2 separate regions of the Homo sapiens genome follow, and region 2 is linked to region 1. A link is an interaction called in ENCODE POLR2A ChIA-PET data of the cell type or tissue named here. Cell type or tissue: Caco-2. All regions are shown on one strand.

Region 1 (5,000 bases):
GATTTTACTCTCAGATACAGAATCAACTACATAAATTGGCAGGGGAAGACAGTACAAAATAAAAATGTGGAACCCCCTGCTCAACAGTTATTGAGAATTTCAAGATGGTGGTAGCAGAGTAAGGGGAGGACTTTTTTAGTCATGGGACCCTGTGTGACTGCAGAAGTCACTTATCTACAAACCCAGCCCTGCTTGGATATGTTGGGTTGGAGGTGCCAGCCATCCAGTGGAGACTGGAGCAAACTAAAGCGCACCAGAGGGACAGTCCTGGAGCTAAAAGAATCCATTTGTGCCCCACACTCAGGAGCCCACTAGTTATCCTAGGTAGTCATGCAGACAGAGCAGAAACAACTATGGTCCTCTGGGTGGCCAAGGCTCAAACACCTGGTGTCCTGGTCCCTGATAAGCCAAATTTCTCATATGAGAAGTTACAGAGCACAGTGTCCATCCCCTAAGGAAAATCCAAATTGCCTGATTTGGTGCCATAGTTGCACAAAGGGGAATTCCACATTGGCTGCCCAAAGATCAGCCCTTCCGCTCATCTGTGGTTTGCAGTGTCTGCCGGCCATGATCCTCGGAAGGGCGCTTAATCCGGTTTGCATAACCCTTGTTCCATTCCACCTAAGGGCCAGCCCCAGCCCGGGCTCCTCTTAAACTTCTGGCCCACCAGGCGTTTATTCTGAAGTACCCCAGACACTATCAAAGCCAATGTCAGGAAAGCCCAGAGGAATACAGTGCTCACAGACTCCTGTCTCCTTGCACCCCAAACTGGCCACACTTTGGGTGTGTGATAGGCATTGGGGTCTGTTGCAGCACAGCTTCTGAGGAAGCCTCTGTCCTAGGAGCTGAGGAAGCTTATTCGAGGGAATACTAGAAATTTCAAGCTGGCAAAGCTATTTTACACACTAAATGTCCTGGATAAGAAGAAATGAAACTCCCGTTATCAGCTTTAAAAAATAACTACTAATGGCAAATAGGAGTCAAGCCCGGAGGGGCTTCTTCATCAGGACAGTTGTCACCCATCCCCAAGATGGGCACGGTCTCACCTTCTCTGCCTGCATCGTCAACCTGCCTGCTCTCTGCCGGCTGACCGTGTTGCCCAACAAGCTGTCTAAACCCAGAGTCCAGCAAGCCCGGATCCCTGAACCTTCCCTCTGCAGCTCCAGAGCCACCCTCACAAGGCTGCTAGCCTGCTCCCCACTCTTGGGTTTGAGCTGCAGAATTGCAGTAAGGCATGGGGTAACTACACCAAGAAGGCTGCCATTTTGCTTAGCATGAGAGTAGCTGGGAGGCAGATTCTTTTTTTTTTTTTTTTTTTGAGACGGAGTCTCGCTCTGTCGCCCAGGCTGGAGTGCAGTGACGCGATCTCGGCTCACTGCAACCTCCGCCTCCCAGGTTCACGCCATTCTTCTGCCTCAGCCTCCCAAGTAGCTGGGACTACAGGCGCCAACCACCACACCTAGCTAAATTTTTTTTTTTTTTTTTTTTTTTTTTGAGACGGAGTCTCGCTCTGTCGCCCAGGCTGGAGTGCAGTGACGCGATCTCGGCTCACTGCAAGCTCCGCCTCCCAGGTTCACGCCATTCTCCTGCCTCAGCCTCCCGAGTAGCTGGGACTACAGGCACCTGCCACCACGCCCAGCTAATTTTTTCTATTTTTAGTAGAGACAGGGTTTCACCGTGTTAGCCAGGGTGGTCTCAATCTCCTGACCTCGTGATCCGTCCACCTCGGCCTCCCAAAGTGTTGGGATTACAGGCGTGAGCCACCGTGCCCGACAAGGGAGGCAGATTCTTTTTTTTTTTTTTTTTTTTTTTTTTGTAGTTGCAAGATTTAATACAGTGAAAACAGAGCTCCCATACAAAGGGAAGGGACCCAAAGAGGGTAGCCATTGCCGGCTTGGATGCCCGGGTTTATGTCCCGATCATTGTCCCTCCCGCTGTGCTCTCAGGCGATAGATGATTGGCTATTTCTTTACCTCCCGTTTTTGCCTAATTAGCATTTTAGTGAGCTCTCTTTACCACCTGATTGGTCGGGTGTGAGCTAAGTTGCAAGCCCCGTGTTTAAAGGTATATGCGGTCACCTTCCCAGCTAGGCTTAGGGATTCTTAGTTGGTCTAGGAAATCCAGCTAGTCCTGTCTCTCAGTCCCCGCTCTCAACAGGAAAACCCAAGTGCTGTTGGGGAGGTTGGCCGATGACTGCTCTAATGGGAGGCAGATTCTTTATAAGATCTTGTAAACTGTAGAATGCACCCTCCAAAATCTATTTGCATAAGCACACACACACACACACACACACACACCCCAGCAGTTCTTGCCTGCCCAGATTCCTCTGCAGCTAAAGTGATGAAACTTACTGGGCGGAGCTTCCTAAAAAGATTATTAGGGTCTCCTGGGTTGGTGTGCCTTTAAACCTTTGGACTTTACCACCTCCTATCTCTCCTATCTCCTTGCAACAAAGGTTAGGAGAACAAGAATGCAGAAAAAACGGGTCCTGGATGACATCTGAGTGCCTGCTTTGGGCTTCTTGATGAGTGAGACAGAAAATAAAATACAACCCCCTCTTTTAAAAGCCATGCTTACTCAGGTTTTCCTTCATTTGCAGCTAAATACAGAAATGAGAGAATATTTTGGAGCAGGGATGGAAGAAGAGAGGTATTCCCCTTCCCACAACCTTCTGATTTCCCAGTACATCCCCCACTGGAAAAATTCATTTAAAATCAGTATAATAAGCATTGATTAGATGCCTACTATGCATCTGGGCTTGAGGGCAAACTGGACTCAGGCCTTTTGGCCTCAAGAAGCTCACAGTGTGAGAGTGGCATTTGTGTCCTCTTGAAATTCACAGGACTAAATTGTGCCCAGGCTGACATTCTATCCATCCATAGGTGCCTGCCTTCTCACTTCCCTCTCTTCATGGGCTCTTGCCTTGTACCAAAATCCAAACCCAAATCTCCTCACATGTGAGTGTTGGCATTCATGTCTCAGACATGACCTATGGGCTTGGGACTTTTCCCCGTGGACCCCAGTGACTTTTCAGATGAACAGGTATCTTCAAAAACTTGAGAAATAGGAGTCCTGTTTGTTGTTCTTGTTGCTTTGTCAATATAAGGACACAGGGTCTTTATTCAAATGTTCATATCTATCTCTTGACAGAAATACTATGAGACATATTGATGGAGAAGCCGTTATCTCCATATGCTAAATGAGGACTTGCACCAGGGAACTTGCCCATGGTTCTCTCCAACCACTTAAATTCTGAAATTTTGAAATGAGAGTGGACAGTAATTTCAAATCAATGGGGAAAGAATCAAATCTTCAGCAAATGGCTTGAGATAATTAGCTACACATTTCAGAACAAATAAAGAAGTCAGATCCGGGCCGGGCACAGTGGCTCATGCCTGTAATCTCAGCACTCTGGGAGGCCAAGGCGGGCGGATCATAAGGTCAGGAGATCGAGACCATCCTGGTTAACACAGTGAAACCCCGTCTCTAATAAAAATACAAAAAAAAATAAAAAAACTTAGCCGGGCGTGGTGCCAGGCGCCTGTAGTCCCAGCTACTCGGGACGCTGAGGCAGGAGAATGGCTTGAACTCGGGAGGCAGAGCTTGCAGTGAGCTGAGATCATGCCACTGCACTCCAGCCTGGGCAACAGAGCGAGACTCTGTCTCAAAAAAAAAAAAGAAGTCAGATCCTAACCTCAACCCTATTTAACAGATTATAGATGAAAGAAAGGTACAAATGGCTTTTACATACCTCCCTTCTCCCTGACATTTTGTATGTGTGTGTGTGTGTATTTACACACACATCTCATATAAGGAAATTGAAGGGAGGCTGCCTGCATCCCTGAGTCACTCTCCCTCTCCTTCTGAATGCTTACCTGTGCCCAGACCACCTCCTTAGCCTCGCACCCTCCAGGCTTACAGGGCACTCTTCTATGCCCATCCCAAGTATAGCTGATACCTTCCAAGGGCCAGACTTGGTGCTAAGTACCAAGTACGCAAAGATTAATAAAACAATGTCCTGTTTCAGGGAGCTCAAAGCTGATTCGGCAGGGCATGGTGTGTACATGAATGATAACCACGTAGGGTTGCAGGTTTCCTAGTGAGGTAAGCACAAGGCAAGATGGGAAACAAAGGAAGGAGGGGTTCACAGCCTCACCCAGAGTCCAGAACCCCTGGCCTGCCTGGTGCCCATGCTGAGTCCACTTCTGGAACACCCAGCTCAGAGAGGGGGTTAGACCTGCAGGCTAACACAGACACAGCCCAGAAAACCCAGGAGCCGAGGGGGAAGGAGAAAGGTGCAAGAAGGGGAAACCCAGGTCCTGGTCCCCTTCTCTCTGCTTCCTGGCAGCAGAACTCAGACAGAACCCTTAAGCCAGTCTAAGTCTGGCAGGACCAGTAAGTTCTGAGTTAGCTCCATACTAGTTTCTAGCAGGCTCTTTCTCACTTCCTGATTCTTAGGTTTCTACATTGACACTCCCTGAAGAGTTGGGAAGAGACACCACAGTCCCCTGACCCTGATCCATAGGTCACACAGCAGGGACATCCACAGGGTGGGCGTGGGCCCTCTCATCCCTCCCTCCCACTCACTTCACGCTGGCTGGGCCCCAAGGTGTTTGCACCCCTTGCAGTGAGTGACCTTCTCTAGTGCAGCAAGCTCAGAACCTGCTGCCACTGGAGTTGTCCCATTGCTGATGCAGAAAGGTGAAGAACTAGCAGAACACTGGAAATGCCCTCCATCTGGGTCCATGGCTACTTAAGCTCAATGCTCCCTGGCAGGCAGGAGGACAGGTGCTATTGCCCTGTTGGGACAGATGAAAAACAGACACAGGGAGGATGAGTGATTTGCCCTGACTATAGAGTGGCAGGGCCAAGGCAGAGCCCAGGCCTCCTGCACCTAGGTCAGTGTTCCTCCCAGTTACAGTCTAAACTGGAATGGCAGGCAAAGCCCCTGTGGAAGGGGAAGGTGAAGGCTCAATCAAAGGATCCCCAGAGACTTTCCA
Region 2 (5,000 bases), 690 kb before region 1:
TGGGGTACAGGGGGTGTCCACACCCCCTCAGAGGTACACTGTATGGATTCTTCTCCCACCAGCACATAGCCAGGGTTACAGCTATATTTTATAGATGTTCCAGGGTCAAAGCGGACCATGTGTCTATCTTCCTTTTGCCCATTGAGGATGTTAGGAGGGGCCTGGCATTCTAAATGAAAGGACAAAAACAAAACATAACTGCTTAAGTAAACAACCACAGAAAGAAACTGAGCCAAAGAAATTGATATTCATGCTATAATTCCACTCTGGCGTCAGCTGTATGATACAGAACATATGTTGCAGACCAGCTTTGGGTAATTTTAGATCACAGTTTCCCAATCTTTTGTTGTTGTTGTTGTTGTTGTTTTCTGCACAGAGGCTGCTGCAGATGTTGTTCACTTTCCACTGGGTTCTGCAACTCCTCTCCTGCCTCTTCCCTTCATAAGGAATCATCTTGTATGTTTTTTATGGGAGATTCTGATATATCCCTAGGAATGAGGGCTTGAATGACTTCTCTTTTAAGAAGTCACTATTAAGACAAACAAGCATTTTTCTCCTCATTTTTTCCCCTATAGAAATGAGAAACTTAGTGATTCCTAACATTTTTTCCAAGCATATTCCCACAAAATAAAACAATGGTGGGGGGCTAGTGATAAGAATGCCCTCTACAAAATTTATATTGATTAGATGTAGTAGATTTGAGGGAAGTATAAACTGGACAAGGCCCTACCTAAAGCCCACAACCCCTTCTTCTAATTTTTCAGAAACGAATCAGAAGCACCTTTTCTGAGTACCGGAACACTCACCCTTTTCACAGACTGGTGCAGATGGCTCCCATGTGCCTTGGGCATTGCATCGGATTTGCTTGCTGCCCTTCAAGGTGAAGCCAAACATGCAAGCAAATATCACAGTGTCGTTATAGGTATATCGATCTTTCTGCCCAGATACCATTCGGCCTCTTAGGATCTGGGGATGTGGACACTGAACCGCAGAAGTAGAAAGTTCACAGCGTGGGGCAGGGCCACTCCAGGTCCCAGTCTTCTGACTATCAACTGTACAACGGAGAGTGCTCTCTCCAATAAGGATGAAGTTCACTCCTTCCTCTGGGTCCGGGTCACAAGTGTAAGTGACTATGCTTCCATATGAGACATTTGCTAGTGAGTTGCCTATATGTCTTCCATTGAGAATAGGGGGAGGTGATGGGCAAAAAATTTCTAGGGGAATTGCAGAAAGAAATGACAAGATCATAGGTGTATTGAAAACAAAGAATGCCCCAGATGCTGCTTGATACCACTATCCTAGGACAGTGATATCCGAGTCTATAATGAATCAGTCAAGGCAGCTAAAGCAACATAATTTAGAAGATTGATTCTCAAGCTTCATTCCTGAGTATATGTACTCTGCTGATCCTTTGATTTCTTTTACCAAATACACTATTTTCTTTATGCATATGGTCTACCTACTTAGAAGGTCTGCATAGCTTTCAGAGGAGGGAAAGCCTAGGAACCCCATTTTACTTGAGGAAACAAAAAATAAGGATGCTTTGGTGAAGCACATATCCTTAAAGATCTCTAGGAGTTCTGTGTTCAGTAAGAGTCTGTAAGGTAATGACTGAACCAAAAGCTTTTAGTTAAGCTGAGAATGCAGTGCTGTCAGACCATAGTTGCCTAGCCTACCTTCACATACTGGCATTTTGGTCCAAGCAACTCCCTGTCCAGCAATTACACACCGACTAGAAGGTGGGCCTTGCAGTCGATACCTGGAGACAGAAGGTTGTCATTCAGAACTATTAGGCAGTTTGTGCTGAAGAACAGCAGCCTCTACTTACAATTCAAGACAAGTTCATTTCAATCAGTGTGCATCTGTTCCTTTTATCAGCATTACCTCTCACAACCCTACCCCAGACTGCCCAGAGATCCTCACAGAGGAGACTTCTGCAGGTTTCACAGTCCACACCACGCACACACAAGACAAATGAATTAAATCTCATAAATAATCCTGACACTCACCCTTCATCACAGAAAAAGTTTGCAGTTACACCAACCCGGAGAATTGGAGGCTCCTTTACCTTCCCATTGGGAAATCGTCCTAGAGATTTACAGCGTGCCTCTAAAAAACAAACCAAAGATGAGAAATGCATGGCAAATAACAGAACAGCCCAGATTCTTAAAATAGATTGTAAATTTAGGGTACCTTCACATGTGGGGGGGACAGCACTCCATTTTCCCGAAGACAAACAGTTAATGATCTTTTCTCCAACAAGCAAGTAACCAGATTCACAGCTGTAAGTCACAGACAATCCTGGAGCAATGGAGCCAACATTCTCACTTGTGTGATGTCCATTGTGGATCATAGGAAGTGCTGGACACTCGAGAGGGAAAACTTTACACACACATACCAGGAAAAAAAAGCCGTCAGATGATGCATCCTTCACAATCTAGAATCAAGGGGGTCCAATCTTTTGGCTTCCCTGGGCAACATTGGAAGAAGAAAAATTGTCTTGGGCCACACATAATATACGCTAACACTAATGATAGCTGATAAGCTAAAAAAATTGCAAAAAAAAAATCTCATAATGGTTTAAGAAAGTTTATGAATTTCTGTTGGGCCACATTCAAAGCCATCCTGGGCCACATGCTGTCCACGGGTAGCGAGTTGGACAAGCTTGATCGAGATGCTGACTTAGGATATGGATTTAAATAAATGACACATGATCTATGGTAGCCAGTTGGTATTAACTTTCAACCTAGTCTTTTAAAGATCAAACAGGTGTGGTTTAAGTGTATCCATTTTATGCCACAAATAGCCATAAATAGTACCTTATTTTTCATTTTTAGTTACACTATATGAATTACATTTGCCTTGTGAAAAATTTCAATTACCAAAAAAAGTCAATTTTCACCTATATTCTCACCCTATCCTTAAGCTTATTCTCTGTTCCAAAAGTAGCATGCTATCATTTCAAGGGCTATCCTGGTAGATATTGGCAATATAGTTTATTGGGATCCTATGCATGATACATATATACACCTATATTATGTGTGTGTGTACAACTAATACATATTCTATGCCTTACTTCCTCTACTTAGCGACATGTATACGATATCCTTCCATGTCCATACATATATGTCTGTCTAAATTGTTACAAAGGCTTAACTGTTTTCAGCAGCCATTGCCCTTTGTAACTATCGTTAAGATCTCCTTCCTCCAAGGCTATTTATCAATCAATCAATCAATAAACAGAATCCCATTTTATACTAATTTAACAGTTTTGTCAGCTCTTTAATCTGCTTAAAATTTGTCAATATTGTTCTTTATTAAGAAAATACCTAATTTGATAGTATAATTTTTGTCAAATATTGCCATTTCTTGTAATTGTGGAATTCAAATTCAGATTTATATTTCAGCAGCAACATAAACCAAACCAAAAGAGAAGGAATGAATAATTTACAGTAGGTCCCTATTTTCAAAGGCATTTATTTGAAATGTGATGGCTCAGAAGATGACTTGGGGAAATAGTGGATAACTTCAAAACATGTTTACAGAGACCACAGAGAGCAGGATATCACCTGTGCTAGACTGTGTTAGCAGCTACTTATACATTAATTTCAAATCCATTGGGTGTATTTTTGCTATAAGATCCCACCGTTCTTCTCATTTTAACAGTAACACAGATATACAGTTGAAAACCACCCCATTCCCACATCCCCAACAAACTCTGACCCCATCCTTGCAAAACTTACCCTACTCAATTATTAGGTGTGTTTAATTACATTTTTCCATGTACTTTAAACTCCTTTGCTCAATTGATGTTTTTTGAACGAGCAGTTATATGCCTCCACGAAGAAGCCATAACTTTCACCTTTTCCCTTGTTTCCTTCTTCCACCCTCATCATTACATGTTCACACTGTTTGTCCTTCAGGAGGGTACAAAACGTGGTCTGCACAGAAAGGCAAGACCCCAACCTCCCAACCCAGCTTTCTTTTCATACTCACCACTTACACAGGTTGGTAGTCGTGTCGGCCCCCACATATTATTTGCTTGACACCAAACAGACTTGTTTCCGTTCATGGAGAAGTTGGTTTTACAGGCAAATGTCACAGAATCACCATGTCTGTAGGGTGTAGAGCCTCTAATTTTGTATCCTCCTGGTACTATGGGCTCAGGGCAAGAAGAATATTTATTGAAATATTCACATTTAGGAGCAGGTTTATCCCAGGTTCCATCCACTTTGTCTTTAGTTATGCATAATAGACTTTTTTCTCCAATGAGGCGGAAGGTACCTGAACAACTGTACCTTATCACGGTACCAACAGCAATGGGGGTAGAATAATAACTAATCCGGCCATTTAGGATAGGCGGAGGAGAGCCACAAGAAATCCCTGAAAAGTAGAAAAGGAACTTGGTAGGCATACTGATCATGGTGAGAAAATATTCAAATGTAGGTAAAATATCCAAATATAGATCACATAACTTTTTCAGAAACAGACTTAGAAATATGTATAGTTTATTTATTCCCTGCTTACTCCCAAACTCCTAAATTCTTACCTTTTTCTTGATCCTCAGCAAACAGATCAACATAAATCATCTTGACCAAACAATAATAATGAAAAGAATATATCCAAAAGTTCTGAGTCTAATCAATTTTAATAATGAAACAAAAGGCAAATTCAGCACATGAAAATAACATATTAGTGGCATGATAGTTACATGTGGGGAGGTACCATGGATTAGGGAAATTTGAGCTCAGTGGACCTAGTTTCAACTCCCCACGGTCATTCAATAGCTGTGTGACCTCAGGCAAGTCTTACTCTCTTTAAGCTTCAGTTTCTTAGTCTATAGTATAACGCAAACTACTTCATAAGGTATAGTGAGAATCCAGTGCTAAAAGTACATGAACAGAGAAAGTACAATACCTGGAACATACTAATTATTCAATGGCTGCTTCAAACACACAACTGGGGGTACAGGCTGAGATGACCACTTTTGGTCCTGCTGC

The links. ChIA-PET counts read pairs that join two places held together with the same protein. Peaks named below come from ENCODE experiments on the same cell type or tissue, not always from the same donor. Only the 100,000 strongest peaks of a DNase experiment are listed, where the experiment ranks them.
Region 2: POLR2A ChIA-PET joins it to region 1 with 6 read pairs; 2 of 35 experiments call an interaction of 5 or more read pairs at or near these places.

Annotation. Positions count from the first base shown.
Region 1 is chr1:206,773,725-206,778,724 of GRCh38, reverse strand. The region is part of intron 1 of IL19 (interleukin 19); the gene reads right to left. Among named protein-coding and RNA genes, the nearest start is that of IL10, 3.7 kb to the right of the region's middle. In Caco-2, no CTCF peak of the experiment used is centred here; a DNase peak (open chromatin) is centred at 2,294.
Region 2 is chr1:207,465,909-207,470,908 of GRCh38, reverse strand. It overlaps CR2 (complement C3d receptor 2), which reads right to left. Exons shown (of 20, transcript NM_001006658.3): 2 at 3,997-4,383; 3 at 2,194-2,382; 4 at 2,010-2,109; 5 at 1,677-1,759; 6 at 807-1,214; 7 at 1-169. Among named protein-coding and RNA genes, the nearest start is that of CR2, 14 kb to the right of the region's middle. RefSeq lists an enhancer at 433-1,632. In Caco-2, no CTCF peak of the experiment used is centred here; no DNase peak of the experiment used is centred here.